Linked DNA regions of Homo sapiens: region 1 is linked to region 2. A link is a loop called in an ENCODE intact Hi-C map of the cell type or tissue named here. Cell type or tissue: heart right ventricle. All regions are shown on one strand. Links, peaks and the distances in the headings refer to the core of each region. The heading gives the core; the rest is flanking DNA. Region 1 holds the start of MIR6076 (microRNA 6076). Region 2 has its middle 19 kb from the start of ARF6.

Region 1 (10,964 bases), core at 1,862-9,861, 52 kb after region 2:
GCTGAGGCAGGAGGATCCCTTGAGGCCAGAAGTTTGAGAACAACCCGAACAACATAGCAAGACTCCTTCTCTACAAAAAATTAAAAATTAGTTGGGCATGACAGTACATGCTGGTAGTCCCAGTTGCTTGGGAGGCTGAGAATGGAGGATGACTTGAGCCCGGGAGGTGGAGGCTGCAGTGAGCCTTGATTGTGTCACTACACTCCTGCCTGGGCAACAGAGTGAGACTCTGTCTCAAATAATAATGATAATAACAGTACATCTTATTTAATAATATTAAAATACTATTTATCTTGATTGCTGAGTTTTTGGAACCCCCTTCAATTCTGACCTTGAGTGGTGGAGGCAATTTGGCTCCAGGTCTGTACTTCTGTACTCGTATTGTTGATTTTTTTTTTTTTTTGAGATGGAATTTTGCTCTTGTTGCCCAAGGTGGAGTGCAATGGCGCGATCTCAGCTCACCACAACCTCCGCCTCCCATCTCGGCTCACTGCAACCTCCGCCTCCCAGGTTCAAGCGATTCTCCTGCCTCAGCCTCTGGAGTAGCTGGGATTACAGGCATGCACCACCACACCCTGCTAATTTTGTTATTTTTAGTAGAGACAGGGTTTCTTCATGTTGGTGAGGCTGGTCTTAAACTCCAAACCTCAGGTGATCCGCCCACCTCAGCCTCCCAAAGTGCTGAGATTACAGGCGTGAGCCACCATACCCTGCCTGTTGATTTTTATATCTGCATCTATTTATCACTGTTATTTCCAATTAAACTATAAATGCTTTGAGGGCAAACATCATTCATCATACTGCCTTCTTAGATTCCCAAAGACATCTAGCATTTTGTTTGGCACATAAAGGTGCTTGGTAAAGGATGGCTGAAAGGGAATCAGAATAGCCTCTTTTAATGTATTGAACTTTACCATCCTCACCAGCTACTTTTACCACAATATGTAGTTTTGCTTTCTTGATTGCAGTTTCCCTCTTACATGCATGCTTCATTTTAATTTTATAAAAATTACAGTGGCACGATCTCAGCTCACTGCAACCTCCGCCTTGTGGGTTCAAGTGATTCTCCTGCCTCAGCCTACCAAGTAGCTGGGACTACAGGCATGTGCCACCACACCCGGCTAATTTTTGTATTTTGAGTAGAGATGGGGTTTCACCTTGTTGGCCAGGCTGGTCTTGAACTCCTGACCTCAACTGATCCACCTGCCTCGGCCTCCTAAAGTGCTGGGATTACAGGCATGAGCCACTGCACCCAGCCGCCCAGTGTTTTCTTTTTAGTGAAACTTCACATTTTTCAGAGATACAGAGCCTTTGGGAAGAAAACCTAGAAGTTTTAGTTCTGTAAGTGGACAGATCAGTGTAGTAAAAAGAAGGCAGAGGATGTTCACAGACATAATTATCAGGTCTTTGGTAACAACATGGGAGTTTTTGAAGCACAACGGTTCTGTGATTTATGCCTCCTTGCACCTGGAGCTCGGCTCCACTCCTCCCACACCCTGCTGCAAAAACCTCTTCACCTGTGGCTGTGCGGTCTCTGTGTAGTAACTTCACGCCTGGTTGGTTATATTTTCTCCAGCACTGCTTCCGGGAATGACAGGAGGGGATGAGTATTTTCTCTCCTGTCACTGAACTACTAGAAATGTGGCTGTTTAGGAGGGGAGGATTCATGACGAATGCAGCCATTTCTCCGGGATGCATTGAGTAAAACCCTTTGAGAGCCCTCCTCAGGGTGGGAGCCCCCCCTTTTTTTTTTTTTTTTTTTTTTTTTACTGGAGAGACAGCCTCCAGCGCAAAATGAAGACACATTCCCTGGGTGGGAGTTTTGAAGACAAAATAAAAGAAATGCATAGCACCAGGAAACATCCGTACCTGTTGCCTTCTGGAGGGCTCCTCCTGCGAGCATTGTCATTGGGTTAGGTCCTGCACCCTTCCTGCCAATCCACTCTTGGGCTGGATTGAGAAATACAGAAATCACTTTGGGTTGCTTGGCTGTATGTTGAAATCCTCTGAGCAGGTTTAGTTTCTTTTGAGTTTTATTTCTTCTTCTTTTTTTTTTTTTTGAGACAGAGTCTCGCTTTGTTGCCCAGGTTGGAGTGCAGTGGTGCGATCTCAGCTCACTGCAACCTCCACCTCCGCGGTTCAAGTGATTGTCCTGCCTCAGCCTCTTGAATAGCTGGGATTACAGGTGCACACCACCATGCCTGTCTAATTTTTGTAGAGATGGGGTTTCACCATGGACTATAGGCCAGACTCTTAAAAATGAGGTGGCAGAAAATCTGAAGTTTAACCAAGACTCAAGTCCATTTTAATTTCTATTTTAATAATCTGAGCACAGAAAATAGATTAGTACGCTATCTGAGATTAGAGTGAACTGGTGAGAGACTCAGTGTCCAAATATATGAAGAAGAGTAGCAAGAATTGGTACAAAGTGAGAAAAGAAGTTGAGAGTGGTAGACAGGGTCCAGGCCCAGTCCCCAGGTCCTGGTGCTGTATGTTCCCTTACTGTATTTTCAGAGAAGGCGGGGAGGTGTTCAGCAGCCAGAACTCCATTTGAGGTAAGCCAGACTCAGATGGGGGTAAAGCAGAAGTCAAAAATCATCCTTTCTATCCTTCTGTATCAAGACTAAGTATAACAGCAGGGAGCTTGAAATGTAGAGACATGAGAGTTAAAGTTGACACCTAGTCTCAGATTTAGATATCAAAAGGTTAAGACTGTAAAAATCGGGGTGATCTGGAAGGATGTGATTCGAAAGTCAAACTGAGGGCCCATTGTGGGGCCAGGTGCTGGCCCTGGGTCTGGAGATATAGACATGACCAGACATAGTGCTGCCCTCTGGGAACTGTGATCTGTCTGGAATCATATATCTTACACTCCAGCCCAGTACAGGTTTCCAGGATTAAGTGGTGTTAGATAAATTGCAAGTACACTTTCAGAACTACATGATAATACGTATGGAAATTTTAACTAGAAAGGTGTACAGTGACAGAACTCCCTCCCCCCTACTTTAGTGGGGTGGCCACACTTCAACATACCTCTGTATTACTCATCTTCCATGCAGTGTTTCCCCAGGACCTGCCTTGACTTTTCTCTTGCTGAGCTCTGTTCTACCACACACTTGCCTCCCCAGATAGCTAATTATAAGCTTCTATTTTAGTGCCTGCTTACAACAAAAGCTGTGTCAAAAGCAGCGCATACCCATATAGAAATTTAAAAGGGTACAATTCCTGAATGGTGATGAAGCAGTACTCTGCGATGTGCTTCATCATCCAAGCGATGGTTCGGGGAAATGGAAATAGATCTGGTCAGATCGGTGCAGGCCAAGCGGGTGCCTAACATGTGTTTACCGACAACGACCTAGTACACGTTTATTAGGAACATTTTCTATTTACATAAAGAGGCAGAGACAGCTCCAGTGTTCATCAGGATCAGCTTGGGCTACTGCAGCCTTGCACATCAGTTCACAGCTTTGCAGGCCCAGAAGCGTTTTCACTAGCCCTTCTCAATCTTGAGAAATAATGCTTCTGATGTCACAGTAGTGTAGGCTATTTGAGCCCTAGGTTTACGTATAGTAGTTTTAGGTTTTGGATTTTTAGTCACAGGCCTTCTTGCTAATGCGATCGTCTCTTTTAGGCCTTTGGCATCTGAGCCAGTTCTGATTTGCTGGGATGCTATTATTGCCTCTTCTTATCCATTTCAGGAGTAAGGGGTAGAAGGGAGGAAAAAAATAGAAATAGGAACAGCATGAATGTTGATCGACATCTTGCATTTTGAAGAGGAAACTCATCATCTCCTCCAAATGGTCATCTACTCAACGCCTGGAGCTCTAAAGAAATGCCCATCCTCTTAATATAAAACAAACACAAACTATGTGTTCAGAGCTTCCATGTGCATTTGTGTTTACAGACGGAAATACCTGTGAGACTAAAAATCTTCAAGCCTTATTGCAGATCCCTGGTTTCTGTGGGATTATGTAAAACCTGTATTTCTGAAACCCCGCCTCCCGTCTTCCTTCCATCTTAAAGCAGGGTTGAACCTTTTATTAAACTGACAGCCAGGAAATGTTTTACCTGCTTGACTTGTTCTTACTATTTTATACAGGTTTCAGTCAAATGTTTCTACACCCTGCTGGGCGTGGGAGGCCGTGACTCACCAAGAGAGAGGATATTCGGTTTGCATATCCAGGGTGTTGCAGGATGATAGAGGACTTCACAATTCAGGCTTGGTGCCATTTTGTCCCTTCCCTCGTTCTCTCTTGGATATTTACTTGGCTACTTGCTCCCATGGAGAACCAGTCAGCTGAGTATTCAAATATTAAATTAATTCCTCTTTCTACACAAGTGGCCAAGCAAGTTTTTACTAGAAACGTAGACTGGTGCCTGAGGAAGACTGGGGGTAGGGAGAAGAGAGGATGAGTTTATTTATTTAGTTATTTTTAATTTTTTTTTTTTAATAGAAATGGGGTCTTGCTGTGTTGCTCAGGCTGCTTTCAAACTCCTGGCTTCGAGGAATCCTTCTGCCTTGGTCTCCCAAAGTGTTGGGATTACAGGGATGAGCCACCATGCCCAGCTAGAGACTGAGTTTAAAGGGCAAAGGAAACTGTGGAAAGTAGTTTCTCTAAATATAAGTTTTGTGATGCTTTTCCATTGTCCAAGATCTTTGTGCCTTTGTGTATGAATAGGCCAAGAAAATGTTTTAGAATAACTTTGAATTAATCAATTTGTGTCAAGAAACCTCCTTTTTCCTGCTGCAGCAGGGTCTGCTTGGCCTATGAAAGCTCAAGGAGGGGTCTTTTATGACTCAGAGATATTTCCTTAATTTAAAAAAAAAGTTGGGAGGCCGAGGCAGGCAGATCATGAGGTCAAGAGATCGACTGATACCATCCTGGCCAATATGGTGAAACCCCGTCTCTACGAAAAAGACAAGAATTAGCTGGGTGTGGTGGTGGGCGCCTGTAGTCCCAGCTACTTGGGAGGCTGAGGCAGAAGAATCACTTGAACCTGGGAGGCAGAGGTTGCAGTGAGCTGAGATTGCGCCACTGCACTCCAGCCTGGCGACAGAGCGAGACTCCATCTCAAAAAAAAAAAAAAAAAAAAAAAAAAAGAGGGACAGAGGCCTTTGACTCCTGGCCACTCTTGTGAATCACATTTTGCACACAACACCTCCTCTCTTCATCCTTTTTCAGACTAAGGACTTGCCCAGAACTCTGGTGGTTACAGACCAAGCACTATGGTTGGAGGAGCTAGCCCAACAGAGGCAGCTGCGATCAGGGGAAGGGTGGAAGCCGCACACCAGAGCACCCTTGCTGCTCCAGGGCTGTCAACGATCTTCTCATACTCAGAGACTCGCTCGCCCCTGTGTCCTTTCATTCCTTCCTGCAGGCACTTCTGGAGCGGGTAGCGTGGTGAGATTTCTCACACAAAATTTGCTACAAAGCTACAGTAGACCACGTAGTGTGGTAGTAACATAAGAACAGACGTATAGATCAATGGAATAAAATAGAGAGCCGGGAAACAAACCCTTGTCTTCAATAGTGCTGGGAAAACTGGATATCCACTTACAAAAGAATGAAGCTGGACCCTTACCTTATACCATGTGCAAAAATTAACTCAAGATAGATCAAGGACCTAAACTAAATCTTCATAATCTTTGATTTGGCAAGATTTCTTGGATGTGACACTAAAAGCACAGGTAGCCAAAGAAAAAAATAGACAAATTTGGCTTCATCAAAATAAAAAACTTCAGTGTATCAAAGGTCACTGTGAAGGGAATGAAAAGATGGCCTACAGAATGGGAGAAAATACCTGCAAATCACACATCTGATAAGGGACTACTATCCAGAATATGTTAAAAGCCCCTACAACTCAACAACAACAAACCAAACAACCTAATGTTAAAATAGGCAAAGTAATTCAATAGACAGTTCTCCAAAGAAGATACACAGATGGCCAATAGGCACAGGAAAAGATGTTTAAAATCATTAATCATTAGGGAAATACAAATCAAAATCACAATGAGATACCACTTCACATCTATGAGGATGGCTGGTAATAAAAACAAAAACAGAAAACAACAAATGTCGGTGAGGATGTGGCTAACTTGGGACACTCGCATATTGCTGGAGGGAGTGTAAAATGGTGCGGCCACTGTGGAAAACAGCCTGATTGTTCCTTGGTGGTAATACAGAATTTCCATATGATCCAGCATATTCCACTCCTAGGTATATACTCAAAGTAATAGAAAATAGGAACTCAAACAGATGCGTGTACAACAACCTTCATAGCAGCACCGTTCATAATAGCCAAAAGGTAGAAACAACAGAACCGTCCACCAGCAGATGAACAGATAAACAAAATGTGGCAAATGCATGCAATGGAGAAGGATTCAGCCACAAAAAGGAGTGGGATTCTGATACCTGCTATGACACGGATGAGCACCAAAGACATTATGCTAAGTGAAATAACCCAGACACAAAAGGAAAAATATTGTGTGATTCTACTTCTTTGAGTGACCTAGAATAGGCAAATTCACAGAGACAGAAAGTAGAATAGAGGTTTGGCAGGAGCTGGGGGAAGGGGAAATGCGGAGTGATTGCTCAACAGGTACAGAGTTTCTGTTTGGGATGATGAAAAGTTACATACAGCATTGTAAATGTCCTTATTGCCACTGAATTGTACACTTAAAATGGTTAAAGTGGTAAATTTTATATTATGTATATTTCACCATAGTAAAAAAAAGTTTTAAATACACATTCCAGGGCCCCACCCTTAGAAAGCCTCAGAGGCGGCCGGGCGAGGTGGCTCACGCCTGTAATCCCGGCACTTTGGGAGGCCGAGGCAGGTGGATCACCTGAGGTCAGGAGTTCAAGACCAGCCTGGCCAACATGGTGAAACCCCTTCTCTACAGAGATACAAAAATTAGCCTGGCATGATGGTGGGTGCCTGTAATCCCAGCTACTCTGGAGGCTGAGGCAGAAGAATCACCTGAACCTGGGTGGCAGAGGTTGCAGTGAGCCGAGATAGTGCCATTGCGCTCCAGCCCGAGTGACAGAGCAAAACTCCGTCTCAAGAAATCCTCAGAAGGTGATACAGTAAATATGGATGGGGTGGGAATCTGGAATCTGTATTATTATTATTATTATTTTTAATGCCTTCCTATCTTTCTCAGGCATAGTCAGGTTTGGAAACTTATGATTTAGTCTCTGCCAGTTCTTTCCAAGGGGCTGGTGCGTCTGTAAGGAAGTGTTCACCAGTCTACGTGAAATACATGTGTATTTCTCATGCATCTGAGTGTATTAAATTTGAAGTCCTGTTTTAAAATCTGAGATTGTCATGATTACATTGTTTTGGGGTTAAAGTGTCCAATCATCTCCCACCATAAAATGATGGTGACAATAATTCAGGTTGTTTTTTAAGTGTCTGTGCTTGGCAAAATAGAAGTGAGCAGTCCTATGTTAGTCTCTCAAAAGGTTTTCAAAATTTTAATGGTTTGTTAAATTCCAAAGATTGGGAACCATTCCTCCAGACACCATCCCTTTGAAAATACTGAAATAGAAACTGCTTCTGCTGTTTATTTTATTTGTGCCAGAAAGAAAAAAAAAATGGAAAGGACCTATACATTTTTCTGTGGTTCATAGGACCTGGAGCAACAAAGGGCAGCATTGAAACTGACAGCATTGACATGTAATTTGTCCTGCTGCCTGTTGGAACGTTCTTTTTCAGATGCTGGAGGAGCATGACAGAGGAGAGGTGGAGGTAGGCGAGAGTAATATAATTTCTCCAGGAGAACATCTGAGAGGGGAAGTTGCTTTCCTGCCCTGGCCCTTTCACCCTCCTGAGTTTGGGGGCTGTGGTGGGGCAGGGATTGACCAACAGCCATTCCTAGGGGATGGATGCCTTTGCATTCCAGAGGGCAGCTGGCTGAAGGGAGTGCTGAGTCTGTGGGAGCCATAGCCCGCCCCACCCTTTAGGCAGATTAGTTAATTATTGAAAAGTGCCTCAGAAGCACAAAGGTCTGGAGAGACTCCATGAGCTATTGCTCAGGCCCGTGTGGGAGCTGGCATTTCTGAGGAGACACTGAGACTCTTCTAGGAGGCTGTGGAACAAGAAATAGTTCCTTCCCATTGTGGTGCAGTCCTTTCAGGTTTGGTGTAGAGAGACAGTTCCAGAGAATTCTTATACAGTGCATATAACTTCTCAAGAGAGAAGTTAAATTTATTTGTCTTAGGATTTGTGAAGTATTTAGATAAATGAACCACATCAGATATTTTCCGTTGTTTTAATTTTTTGTGTGTGTGGTTTTAATGTTTTAAGGACATTCAGGTCTTTTTTTTTTTTTTTTTTTAAACGGAGTCTTCCTCTGTCACCCAGGCTGGAGTGCAGTGGCACAATCTCAGCTCACTGCAACCTCTGCCTTCTGGATTCAAGCAATTCTCCTGCTTCAGCTTTCAGCTTCCCGAGTAGCTGGGACTACAGGTGCGCGCCACCACGCTGAGCTAATTTTTGTGTTTTTAGTAGAGACGCGGTTTCACCATGTTGGCCAGGATGGACTTGATCTCGTTATCTGCTCACCTCGGCCTCCCAAAGTGCTGGGATTACAGGTGTAAGCCACCACACCCGGCCCATTCAGGTCATTTATGCATAAACGATCACATGACATGTTCTGTTCTCTGACTTACTTTTTTCTTTTACTTAACAACATTCCCTGTAGCTCTTTCTGTGTTAGTGCATATAGGCATCCCCCATTTTAACTGTTGCATTCCTTCTAGATGTATCATAGTTTCTTTACCCACTATTTTAGCAAAGGATCACATAGGTGGTTTTCCATTTTTCACCATTACAAACAATGCTGCAACAAATGTTCTTATACACAAATGGGTGTGTGTATGTATGAGTGTTTCTGAAGGATATTATTTCTAGAAGTGGAATTTCTGGATCAAAGGGCATGCACATTTAAAATTTTTGTAAATAATATTGAGTTTCTCCCCCAAAATTCTGTTCTGATTTTTATAGCCACCATTATACTCATCAGCGTTGGACATAATCATTTTGTTAAAACTGCCAGCGTCATGTGCAGAAAAAACAGTGTCATTTTAAATTGCATTTCCTGGATTTACCAGTTAGATTGTTCATTTTATCATATGCCTATTGACCATTTCAATTTTTGGAACTTTTAGAAATAAAAATACAGAAAAGGTGTATAGGCTGGTTGCAGTGGCCTACTGACCATTTCAATTTTTGGAACTTTTAAAAATAAAAATAGAGAAAAGGTGTATAGGCTGGTTGCAGTGGCCTACTGACCATTTCAATTTTGGGAACTTTTAAAAATAAAAATACAGAAAAGGTGTATAGGCCGGGTGCAGTGGCTCACGCCTGTAGTCCCAGCACTTTGGGAGGCCAAGGCGGGTGGATTGCCTGAGGTCAGGAGTTTGAGAACAGTCTGGCCAACAGGGCGAAACCCTGTCTCTACTGAAAATACAAAAATTAGCTGGGCATGGTGGCAGGTGCCTGTAATCCCGACTGCTCGGGAAGCAGAGGCAGGAGAAACGCTGGAACCCGGGAGGCGGAGGTTGCAGTGAGCTGAGATCTCGCCACTGCACTCCAGTCTCGGCGACAGAGCGAGACTCCATCTCAAAAAAAAAAAAAAAAAAAGAAAAGAAAAAGGAAAGGTGTATACATTAAAGGTGTACTGATCAATGCATTAAGACAAAGTGAACTCTTCCTTGTAATCATGTCCCAAGTCAATAAATAAAATATTATAAGACCTTCTCCCCAAAAGAAGACTCTCCCCTGAAAAAGATCGACCTCCTCCAAAGTAATTCCTACCCCAACATCTAAGTGCTGTAGATTAGTCGTTCCTGTTTCCTACTGTCATATGAACAGACTCATACAAACATGCACTCTTCTGCGTCTAGCTTCCTTCATTCGCATTACGTTTATGAGTCTTTCACGTACTCGTGTGTAGCTGTAGTATGCTCATTTACATTGCTTATTGTATTGCATTATGTGAATATATCACAATTTATTGATTGATGGACATCTGGGTTACATCTGTTGCCAACTTTCAGTTATTAATGAATAATGTTGCTAAGAGCATTATCGTGCATGCTCTTTAGTATAGCTGTGCATCATCTCTGTTGGGTATATATCTAGGAACAAGATTCTGGGGTCATCAGCATTGTTCTGTTCAACTCCACCAATTGCATTTGTGAATTTCTTATGAATATTCTTTGCACACTTATTATCGGGTGGTTTGTGTTTTATTATTGACTTGTATCTGTCCTATTTACTCTGGATGTTAGTTCTGTTGTAAATATTCTCTCTTAGTCTGTATATAGGCCCTTTTATTTTACAAAGTTTAAAGTTTTTATGCAGTCAAATCTGTAATTCTTTTTCTTTATGGTTTCTGGTTTTATATCTTGCTTAGAAAGTCCTTCTCTATCTCAAGATTGTAAAATACTCTCTTATGTCTTGTCTCCTTTTTTTTTTTTTTTTTTTTTAGACAGGATCTCACTCTGTTTCCAGGCTGGAGTACAGGATATGATCATGGCTAACTGTAGCCTCAACCTCCTAAGCCCAAGCGATCCTCCCCTCTCAGCCTCTTTAGTAGGTGGGACTACAGGCATGCACCGCCATACCTGGCTAATTTTTTAATTTTTTGTAGGGACAGGGTCTTGCTATGATGCCCAGATGGTCTCGAACTCCTGTGCGCAAGCGATCCTCCCGCCTCAGCCTCCCAAAGTGCTGGGATTACAGGTGTGAGCCACTGCATGGGGCCACATTTCCATTTCCTTCTAATACTCATTTTGATTTTTTACTTTAGGCTTTTTAGTCAGTATGGAATTTATTTGTGAGGGTGAGAAATAGAGGCTAATTTATTATCTAAATTAGGGGATGAGTAAAATGATACCATTTGCTGCCTAAGTTTTAAAAATATTTATTTTATTTTATTTTTATTTTTGAGATGG
Region 2 (10,964 bases), core at 1,855-9,854:
CTGGTATCACACCCTTAACATCTATCATCTTGTCTTTGTCACCAGCTCTCTGGAACACTCCTATTAGCAGCTTCTCTACTGCCTCCGGTCTCTACTGCAAACTAGTTTCTGGCCATTTCACCCAATCTTTCTAACTAAGGAAGGTCCCAATGACTTTTTTTTTTTTTGAGATGGAGTCTCACTCACTCTGCCGCCCAGGCTGGAGTGCAGTGGTGCTATCTTGGCTCACTGCAACCTCTGCCTGCTGGGTTCAAGCGATTCTCCTGCCTCAGCCTCCCGAGTAGCTGGGACTATAGGCATGCACCACAACACCAGCTAATTTTTGTATTTTTAGTGGAATTTTTAGCAGGGTTTCACCATGTTGGCCAGGCTCGTCTCGAACTCCTGACCTCAGGCTATCCGCCCGCCTCTGCATCCTAAAGTGCTGGGATTACAAGTGCCAGGCCAGGTCCCAATGACTTTCTAACGTCAATTCTAAAGAATTCTTTTTGAACTTCAATCTTCTCTCTATAGGATATGTTCTCTCCTCTAATTTGTTCCCTGTCAGGTGCTTGTGCGTGCTCCTGAAGACAAAGCAACATTTTGGAGGGGCGGGGTCTTATTTGAAGTATATGAGGAAGGCGCTTCCTTGCAATGAGTGAGGGAGTTGGCAACTTTTAATAACCCCCAATCATTCTTCTTTATTTACTCAATAGCACCTGAGGGCCTGGTTGAAGAGAAAGGTTTTGAGGTAGGGGATGAGGCACAAGGGGCAAGAAAGCAGAGAGCAAACTCTTGCTGTCTCCCATCCCGTGTTGTTAGGTAGGGGTACATCATATTATTATAGTTAGAGCTATACCTATCTATGTGTTCTTGATGAAGGCATTGTTTGCAAGTTGCTCTTTTTCAACAGCAACATTAGTACCAGGTGATTACTGAACCCTTCACAGTTTGTCTTGCCCTTACTTGGAGAGAGCTAGATGTATCCTGTTTCTGCTGTGCATTTGGCCAACAGTCATGGGCGTGTGAATACGTGCCTTTGGTGTGTTTGTGTTCAATTCTCTTCATTTCTTTTTGTGTCTTGGACTTTGCATTAGGTAAACTCACGAACTTATTCATAAAGAACTCAACTTTTATGGTGTATAAATATTTAAAGAATACGTGAAAAAACAAGATGAAGGACAGGCTTATTTTCAGAGGTTTGTGCATGGTAGCAGAAAACATACATTTTAATGAAGTCATCTTTGTGCCAGTGAGCATTTGACTATTAACTTTTAAGAAGTGGAAAAAAATTCCTGAATTTTTTCGATAACTTTTAGAAAAGTCTTGTAGCATGTTCTGAGTTTGATCCACTGTTCACTGAATTATATGATAGGACTTCAATTTTAAAAGTGTATAAAAGCTTGTAGAAAGATTTGGTTTATTAAAAAGATTATGATGTGAAAAGCTAGCTCTAAAGTATTAAAGCTTTATTTTTCCCCCATTCTGAATTAAAATAGGAAGGGAGAGAGGAAGACGAGTCAGTGTTAAGGCCACGAGGTTGAATCATCTAAGGAAATGAGTCAGTGACTATAAACCATAACTTTCCTTTTTCTGGGGCTTTGACTTGGAGAACTTAATGTTGAATTATTTGAAAAATCTTGCTTGATATCAGTGAATTTAAAATAAGTTTCTTTTTTGTTTTGAGAAACCTTGTAATATTACTTGGATTCATTTATTTTTTATTTTTATTTTTTGTGAGACGGAGTCTCGCTCTGTCTCCAGACTGGAATGCAGTGGTGTGATCTCAGCTCACTGCAACCTCCACCTTCTGGGTTCAAGTAATTCTCCTGCCTCAGCCTTCCGAGTAGCTGGGACTACAGGCGTGTGCCGCCACACCCAGCTAATTTTTGTATTTTTAGTAGAGACAGGGTTTCACCATGTTGGCCAGGATGGTCTCTATCTCTTGACCTCGTGATCCACCCGCCTGGGCCTCCCAACGTGCTGGGATTACAGGCGTGAGCCACCACACCCGGCTGGATTCATGTATTATTTCAACAAATATTCAGTAGAAAAAAGTAGCGGGTATATTCTTCAAACCAAAAGACATGCAGTGATTTGAAAATATGGGTAATGTATCAGTATCTCTGTGTATATATTTAGCTCTAGGTAACCAATAGTGATTCTTAATCTGCTTTTAAAACAAGTTTTTTGAGGTTAATAACTGATGACTCATTATTGGATTTAGGATAAACCTAGAATGCTGGTAGCTATTGACACATCATATTTCTATTTGATATGCTGGAGTTTTTTTCCTAGTCATGAATTATTTCTTAGGAACCCTGAGCCCATAATTGAAATAAATGCATTGTATTTTGGCTTATTTTTGAAACTTTAAAAATCTCAAATGGTGTCAGGCGTGGTGGCTCACACCTGTAATCCCAGCACTTTGGGAGGCCAAGGCGGGTGGATCATGAGGTTAGGAGATCGAGACCATCCTGGCTAACACGGTGAAACCCTGTCTCTACTGAAAATACAAAAAAAAATTAGCCGGGCGTGGTGGCGGGCGCCTGTAGTCCCAGCTACTCAGGAGGCTGAGGCAGGAGAATGGTGTGAACCCTGGAGGCGGAGCTTTCAGTGAGCCGAGATCGCGCCACTGTGCTCCAGCCTGGGCAACAGAGTGAGACTCCGTCTCAAAAAAAAAAAAAAATCTCAAATGTAACTAATGATCAAGTCTGTAGGTAAACATAGATAGGTCTCTCAAGGTAAACGCTGGCATATTATATAAAAAATTCTTGACCTTTTATGATTGATTGCTTGTCTTTATGACTTGGACTCTTTTTATAAGATTGGATTGCATTTTTAATTCTCTCCAACTCATGAGTAATACTTGATTTATGACAGTAAATGCATTTTACACAAGAACCTAATATTTAGAAACTTACTGAAGTATCTTAAATCCTGTTTTTGTCATCAAGACAAACTTGAATTAAAGACTAAAACATTACATTTTTATTTTTTATTTTTTTTGCTTAGTATAATAATATGGTAGTGGTATCTTAGGGGAAATGTTTTAAATAAATACTAATATATCTTTTTCTTTTATTATTTCTTGGGTATCTTGTTGAATACAGTATGGATTTTAGACTAGCATGACAACATTTCTAAATTGCCTTCTGGTCAAGAGTGGTGGTTCACACCTGTAATCCCAGTACTTTGGGAAGCCAAGATGGAAGGATTGCTTGAGGCCAAGAGTTTGAGACCCACCTGGGCAATATAGTGAGACCATGTCTGTTTTTTTTTTCTTTTTTTCAATAGAGATGAGGTTTTGCCATGTTGGCCAGGCTCGTCTCGAACTCCTGAGGCTCAAGTGAACCACCCACCTCGGCCTCCCAAAGCGCTGGGATTACAGGTGTGAGCCACCACACCCAGCTAGACCACATCTCTTTTTAAACAATCAATCAATCAATCAATCAATCAATCAATATGGTTGGCAGGGCTATTGTTTCCATATGCTTAGACATCCTAGACATGTTAATTTTTCTCCTTTCAAACCTATGGTAATTTCTAGGTTCTTTTTCTTGCTGCATGTCCCAATCTAATAAAACCTAAAGTGTTACCCACTGATACACCTCAGGGTCCATGCTGCTTTGCTGAGCATCAAAATAGTGATTTAGGAAATTGTGATTTCTGGATTCTGGATTACAGTGTTAGAAATACCCAAGAAATTAGGATCTGGAAACATCCTATGTATGATGCTATGAAGGCCATTCATTGAATGGAAAAAGGATTGAAGATGGAAGAGAACCTCCTTTCCTCATATAAGCCATATATGATACTTATCTTTTTTTTTTGAGATGGAGTTTCACTCTATCATCCAGGCTGGAGGGCAGTCGCGGGATCTTTGTGGCTCTCTGCAACCTCCGCCTCCTGGGTTCAAGGGATTCTCCTGCCTTAGCCTCCTGAGTACCTTGGATTACAGGTGTGTGCCACCACACTTAGCTGATTTTTGTATTTTTAGTAGAGATGGGGTTTTGCCATGTTTGCCAGGCTGGTCTTGAACTCCTGACCTCAGGTGATCCACCTGCCTCAGCCTTCCAAAGCGCTGGGATTACAGGCATGAGACATTGTGTCCAGCCCTTCCTACCTTTTTTTTTTTTTTTTTTTTTGCAAGCATTTTTAGTTTCCTTTCTGACAGGATTGATTTGGGTAAAGAACATTGAATTTTGAGTCAATAGTCTCAAATAGATAGACCTATGTTTGAATTCCAACCCTGACCTCAATAGCTAAGTGACACTGGAAAATCTATCTCTTTGTCTCAGTTTTCCTGCTAAAAATCGGGATGGTAATGTTCACCCAGCAAGGCTTTATCACAAAAAGTGGTAACTTATGAGAAAGTCCCTATCTGGCATGGTAAGCACTCAAGAGAAATTAGTTCTATTTTCCTTCTTCCCTCTAGTTTAATAATTTAAAAAATTAAATCATGCAGCCATAAAAAAGAATGAAATTATGTCCTTTGCAGCAACAAGGATGCAGTTGGAGGCCATTATCCTAAGCGAATTAACACAGAAACAGAAAACCTAATGCCGCACATTCTTACTTATAAGTGGGAGCTAAACACTGGGTACACACAGACACAAAGATGGGAACAGTAGGCATTGGGGATTCAAAAAGGCAGAAGAGAGGAAGGGGGGCCAGGTTTGAAGAACTACTTGTGTTCACTACTTGGATGATGGGATCATTAGAGGCCTAAACCTCAGCATCATGCAATATACCCATGTAACAAACCTGTGCCCGTACCCTCTGAATCTTGGATAAAAAAATAAAAGCAGGCCAGGAGCGGTGGCTCATCCCTATAATCCCAGCACTTTGGGAGGCTGAGGCGGGCGGATCACTTGAGGTCAGGAGTTCGAGCCCAGCCTGGCCAACATGATGATACCCCATCTCTACTAAAAATACAAAAATTAGCTGGGCACAGTGGTGGGCGCCTGTAGTCCCAGCTACTCGGGAGGCTGAGGCAGGAGAATCACCTGAACCCAGGAGGCCGATGTTGCAGTGAGCCAAGATTGCGCTGCTACACTCCAGCCTGGGTGACAGAGTGAGACTCCATCTCAAAAAAAAAAAAAAAAAAAAAAATATATATATATATATATATATATACACACACACACACACACACACACACACATACACATACACACACATACATATATTCAGTGAAAAAGATATTCTCAAGGTGATAAGAAACCAACTATTTGTTGTATTTTACCTTTTAATAGGTAACAATTGAGAACAGGCATTATTGATTCAAGAATGGTGTTAGTTTTTTTCCTTTAACTACACAAAATGTGTAGTCATCAATTCTTTGACTAAGAGGAAGGAGTGTCAAGAGGGAAGCCTGAAAAAATCTTGAAGTTTAAATGCTTTTGTCTAACTATCTGAGTCACTCCTCAGGGTGGAGTTTCTATGGCATGGCTCCCTGCCAGCATAATTTTGAGCTTTTAAGAGAGAGTAGTTGGGCCAACAAACACAGTAACCAAAATGACTACTCTGACACTGGAACCAGCTTTACATACAAATATTTTCTCTATTATCTCAGAAATAATCATGGAAATATACAAGCATTTCCTCTTCTGAACCATATTAATTTTCTAAGAATGAATGTATATTCAGCTACAAACATAATTGAAACAATTCCAGAGAACAAACAAGTGTGGGCCACTTACTCCTGGGGATGTGGCTGTTCTGCACAGCTTTGAGATGTAGGAGAAAAAAAGTATGACTTCCTTCTGTTTAATGATTGTTTAAGTGTGCTTTGATTACTGCAGAAAGCCTAAACCTACTTTTTAAAATTCCATGCAAATCTTGTTGAAGTGAATTCCAGTGACTAATATATTTGAGAAACTTTCTTGGAAAAAAGAATTACCAATGATATATTTAAACAACTGGTATTCATAATATAGAAATATAATTAGACTAATGTGTTCAGTATTTCAATGAAGCTTGATGTTCTTGATCATTAAAGACTTACTTTTCGGCCGGGCGTGGTGGCTCGCGCCTGTAATCCCAGCACTTTGGGAGGCCAAGGCGGGCGGATCACGAGGTCGGGAGATGGAGATCATCTTGCCTAAGAGGGTGAAACCCCGTCTCTACTAAAAATACAAAAAATTAGCTGGGCGTGGTGGCGGGCGCCTGTAGTCCCAGCTACTCGGGAGGCTGAGGCAGGAGAATGGCGTGAACCTGGGAGGCGGAGCTCGCAGTGAGCCGAGATAGCGCTACGGAGCGAGATTCTGTCTCCAAAAAAAAAAAAAAAAAAAAAAAAAAAAAAAAAAAAAAAAAAAAAAAAAAAACAAGACAAAAAAAGACTTATTTTTCTTTGTGAGGCCGAGGCAAGCAGATTGCTTGAGCCCAAGAATTCAAGACCAGCTTGGGCAACATAGTGAAACCGCATTTCTACAAAAAAATACAAATTTGCCGGGTATGGTGGTGCACACCTGTACTCCCAGCTACTCGGGAGGCTGAGACAGGAGGATCTCCCAAGCCGAGGTCAAGCCAAGAAAGTGCCACTGCACTCCGGCCTGGGCAACAGGGTGAGACCATATCTCAAAAAAAAAATAGGCCAGGTGCAGTGACTCACACCTGCAATGCCAGCATTTTGGGAGGCTGAGGCAGGCAGATCACTTGAGGTCAGGAGTTTGAGACCAGCCTGGCCAACATGGGGAAACCCCGTCTCTACTAAAAATATAAAAATTAGCCGGGCATGGTGGCGGAGCTGTAATCCCAGCTACTTGGGAGCCTGAGGCACGAGAATCGCTTGAACCTGGGAGGCGGATGTTGCAGTGAGCCGAGATCGCACCACTGCACTCCAGTCTGGGCGACAGAGCAAGACTGTCTCAAAAAAAAAATAATAATAATAAATAATAAATAAAAATAAAAAATAGGCTGGGCGCAGTGCCTCACTCCTGTAATCCCAGCACTTTGGGAGGCCGAGGCGGGCAGATAACCTGAGGTCAGGAATTCAAGACCAGCCTGGCCAACATGGCAAATCCCCGTCTCTAGCTAAAAATGCAAAAATTAGCCCAGTGCGGTGGTGTGCGCCTGTAATCCCAGCTACTCGGAAGGCTGAGGCAGGCTAATTGCTTGAGCCAGGGAGGCGGAGGTTGCAGTGAGCTGAGAGCCTGGGCGACACAGCAACACTCTGTCTCAAATAAATAAATAAGACTTAATTTTATTTATTTATTTTTGAGACTGAGTTTCACTCTCGTTGCCCAGGCTGGAGTGCAACGGCGCAATCTCGGCTCACTGCAACCTCCACCTTCTGGGTTCAAGTGATTCTCCTGCCTCAGCCTCCTTAGTAGCTGGGATTACAGGCCCACGCCACCACGCCCGGCTAATTTTTTGTATTTTTTAATAGAGACTGTAGAGACGGGGTTTCACCATGTTAGCCAGGATGGTCTCGATCTCCTGACTTCGTGATCCACCTGCCTCGGCCTCCTAAAGTGCTGGGATTACAGGTGTGAGCTGAACCACTGTGCCCAGCCTATTTATTTATTTTTAAAATTTATTTTAATTTTTTACATCTGGGAAGTTGTGAAAAACTTTTTTTTTTTTTTTTTTCTGAGATAGAGTCTCACTCTGCCACCAGGCTGAAGTGTAGTGGCACCATCTCGGCTCACTGCAACCTCCGCTTCCCGGGTTTAAGCGATTCTCCTGCCTCAACCTCCCTAGCAGCTGGGACTACAGGCCTGCACCACCATGCCCAGCTAATTTTTTTTTTGTATTTTTAGTAGAGACAGGGTTTCACCATTTTGGCCAGGATGGTCTCGATCTCTAGACTTCATGATCCGCCCGCCTGGTGATCCGCCCGCGTCAGCCTCCCAAATACTTTTTTTTTTTTTTTTTTTTTGAGAGGGAGTTTTGCTCTTGTTGCCTAGGCTGGAGTGCAATGGGGCGATCTCGGCTCACTGCAACCTCCACCTCCCAGGTTCAAGTGATTCTCCTGCCTCAGTCTCCTGAGTATCTGGGATTACAGGCATGAGCCACCATGTCCAGCTGATTTTGTATTTTTAGTAGAGAAGGGGTTTCACCATGTTGGTCAGGCTGGTCTCGAAGTCCTGACCTCAGGTGATCCACCCGCCTCGGCCTCCCAAAGTGCTGGGATTACAGGTGTGAGCCACCACGCCCGGCTAGAAAGATTTATTTTTAATTAGGCCGGTTCAGTGGCTCATGTCTGTAATCCCTTCAGGAGGCCGAGGCAGACGGAACACTTGAGGCCAGGAGTTCGAGATCAGCCTTGCCAACATGGTGAAACCTCATCTCTGCTAAAATAGTCCCAGCTACTCAGGAGGCTGAGGCACGAGAGTTGCTTGAACCCAGGAGGTAGGTGGAGGTTGCAGTGAGCCGAGATCCTGCCACTGCCCTCCAGCCTAGGCGACAGAGTAAGGCTCCATTTCGAAAAAAAAAACAAACAAATAACAAACAAAAAACAAACAAAAAAACTTTGGGCAAAGATTGCACAGGATATAATTATACTAAAAGATTATTAGTTATTAAACCTGAAATTTAAATTTAATGAACTGTCCTGTATTTTATTTGATAATTCTACCACATGGGTTAAATGAGAAAAGTCTTCATAAGTACTTAGAACAGTGGTGGTACAAGTAGTGCTCAATAAATGGTAGTCTTTATTTTTTCCTTTTCTTCTGCCCACATGATCTGCAGGAATTATTTTTGAAACTAAAAATGATAACTAATACTTTACAAATGATGGAAAACTCAGGTTAAATAATTTGCATTTGGTTCCATAGATAAAAAGTAGTTCATCTGGATTGTAAAATGCTGCAGCCACTTTAGAAAAACAGTTTGGCAGTTCTTCAGAATGATAAACATAGAGTTACCACATGACCTGGCAATTAAGTCCACCCACACTTCAGGGTAGGGGATTAAACAGAGAAGTAGATACCAGGAGGTGGAGATTATGGAGGGCTACCTTAGAAGCTGCCTCCCATAGCATGGGATGGTTATCTGTCCAAACTGGGACTGAGGATACTTCTGTATGCCACTCTGATGGTTTGCTCAGCTTTTTTTAGATGGGAAAGCAAAAGGTTAATATATGTCAGTAAAGTCCAGTCTCTCCATACGTTGGAGGATGGAGGCCATTTTTTTTTAAACCAGTGGAAGAACAGGGATTTGAGTATGAAAATGCTGTAGGAGAGTGACTTTAAAATTGCTTTATCTTCCTTATTAAGGTAAGGGACTTGCCTTCCTTATTCCATTTTAACTTCAAATTTTTTTTCTTTTCTTTTTTTATACAAGTGTGGCACAGATTGTCTAGCAATTCACAGAATTCTTTTCCTTTCCTTCTTTTGTGTACTAATAGACTACATTTCCCACCCTGCCTCGCAGTTAGATGCAGCCTCACAGCTGAGTTCTAGCCAGTGGAATGTGAATGAAAGTGATATATATTGATTCCTGGTTTCATACATAAAGTCCCCTCAAGCTCTCTTCCATGCTACTTTCCTTTTTTCTGACTTTATACAGAATATCACAGCTTATTTGAGGATGGAGGAGCCCTAAGATATAAGGAAGAGGTTTTCTAGATGGATCTTTGTAGGAGGGCTGATCAGGAACTCATTTTGGACTAACTATGGGCAAGAAATAAACTTTTCTGGTTAAAAAATTTAGAACTTGGCACTCCCTATTCTAGTTTCTGTAAAGGAGAATAACTTAACCATATCACTACTGAAGAATTGGAATTCTCCCTTTAACTAAGAGAAGTACTTTGTTATTGTTTGTTTTTGAGACAGGGTCTTGCTCTGTCGCCCACACTAGAGTGCAGTGGCCTGATCATAGCTCACTGTAAACTTGAAATCCCGGGCTCAAACAATCCTCCCACCTTGGCCTCCCAAAGTGCTGGGATTACAAGCATAAGCCACCACGCTTGGCCTACACTTTTTATTTTTCAATAAACTGTTACCCTAGACTCTGTGAACCTCAGAGAGAATAGCTGCTGCAAAAAGCCATAATTGGTGGAATGTTTGTGTGCCTATACATTCTAGCTTGCTTCGAAAAACAGTTTGTCATTAGATACATGTTTGAACTATCAAGTGAGTTTTTTTTTCTGAGATGGAGTCTTGTTCTGTCACCTAGGCTGGAGTGCAGTGGTGTGATCTCGGCTCACTGCAACCTCTGTCTCTCAGGTTCAAGTAATTCTCCTGCCTTAGCCTCCCATTAGGTGAGATTACAGGCCCACACCACCATGCCCGGCTAATTTTTTGTGTGTGTATTTTTAGTAGAGAAGGGGTTTCACCATGTTGGCCAGGCTGGTCTCAAACTCCTACCTCAGGCGATCTGTCTGCCTCGGCCTCCCAAAGTGCTGGGATTACAGGCGTAAGCCACCAGGCCTGGCTCTTTTTTTTTTTTTTTTTTTTTTTTTAAAATAGAGACAGGGTCTCCCTATGTTGCCCAGGTTGGTCTCGAACTCCTGGGCTCAAGGGATCCTCCCGCTTCAGCCTCCTGAAGTGCTAGGATTATGGTAAGAGCCACACGCACAGCCACTGTCAAGTGAATATTAATCTTTGTGTCATAAAGACTGTCATGAATTTGTTTGCTATAGGGCGTGCTACTGCTTGGAAAAAAAAAAAAAATATATATATATATATATATATATATATATATATATATATAAATTTGGAATGTTTTCTGCAGCAAAACCAAAGAAAAAAAAATAGATAGGCAACTGTAGCCTAAACAATTAGGGACTTATTTCCTGACATAGTAAATCCAAGAAATAGGCAGTCCTGGCCTGGTGTGGCTCAGGGATTTGGTCAAGAACTCCAAAATTTGTGTTTTACCACTCTGTAGTCCTTAGTGTGCTGGCTTGTGGATTTACGATTCCAAGATATCTGCTGCAGCTCTAAGTACTTGTGCCTGTTTTCAAGGCAGGAAGGAAGAGGAGGCAGAACCATTGGCTGGAATTCATCACATGGCCTTTCCTAACTACAAAG

The links. Hi-C counts contacts between places; a loop is a spot of excess contacts. Peaks named below come from ENCODE experiments on the same cell type or tissue, not always from the same donor. Only the 100,000 strongest peaks of a DNase experiment are listed, where the experiment ranks them.
Region 1: a loop joins it to region 2, with 1.8 times the contacts of the local background. A loop is called at or near these places in 10 of 110 quality-filtered maps.

The regions. Positions count from the first base shown.
Region 1 is chr14:49,958,670-49,969,633 of GRCh38, forward strand. MIR6076 (microRNA 6076) reads left to right here and starts at 7,730; the gene lies at 7,730-7,842. LOC100506446 (a long non-coding RNA gene) reads right to left here and starts at 4,363. Exons shown (of 6, transcript XR_007064156.1): 1 at 3,034-4,363; 2 at 1,870-1,950. RefSeq lists enhancers at 3,019-3,158, 3,209-3,298 and a silencer at 6,527-6,596. In heart right ventricle, for the core only: no CTCF peak of the experiment used is centred there; no DNase peak of the experiment used is centred there.
Region 2 is chr14:49,906,412-49,917,375 of GRCh38, forward strand. No RefSeq gene overlaps it. Among named protein-coding and RNA genes, the nearest start is that of ARF6, 19 kb to the left of the region's middle. In heart right ventricle, for the core only: no CTCF peak of the experiment used is centred there; a DNase peak (open chromatin) is centred at 5,427; H3K27ac peaks cover 1,041 bases.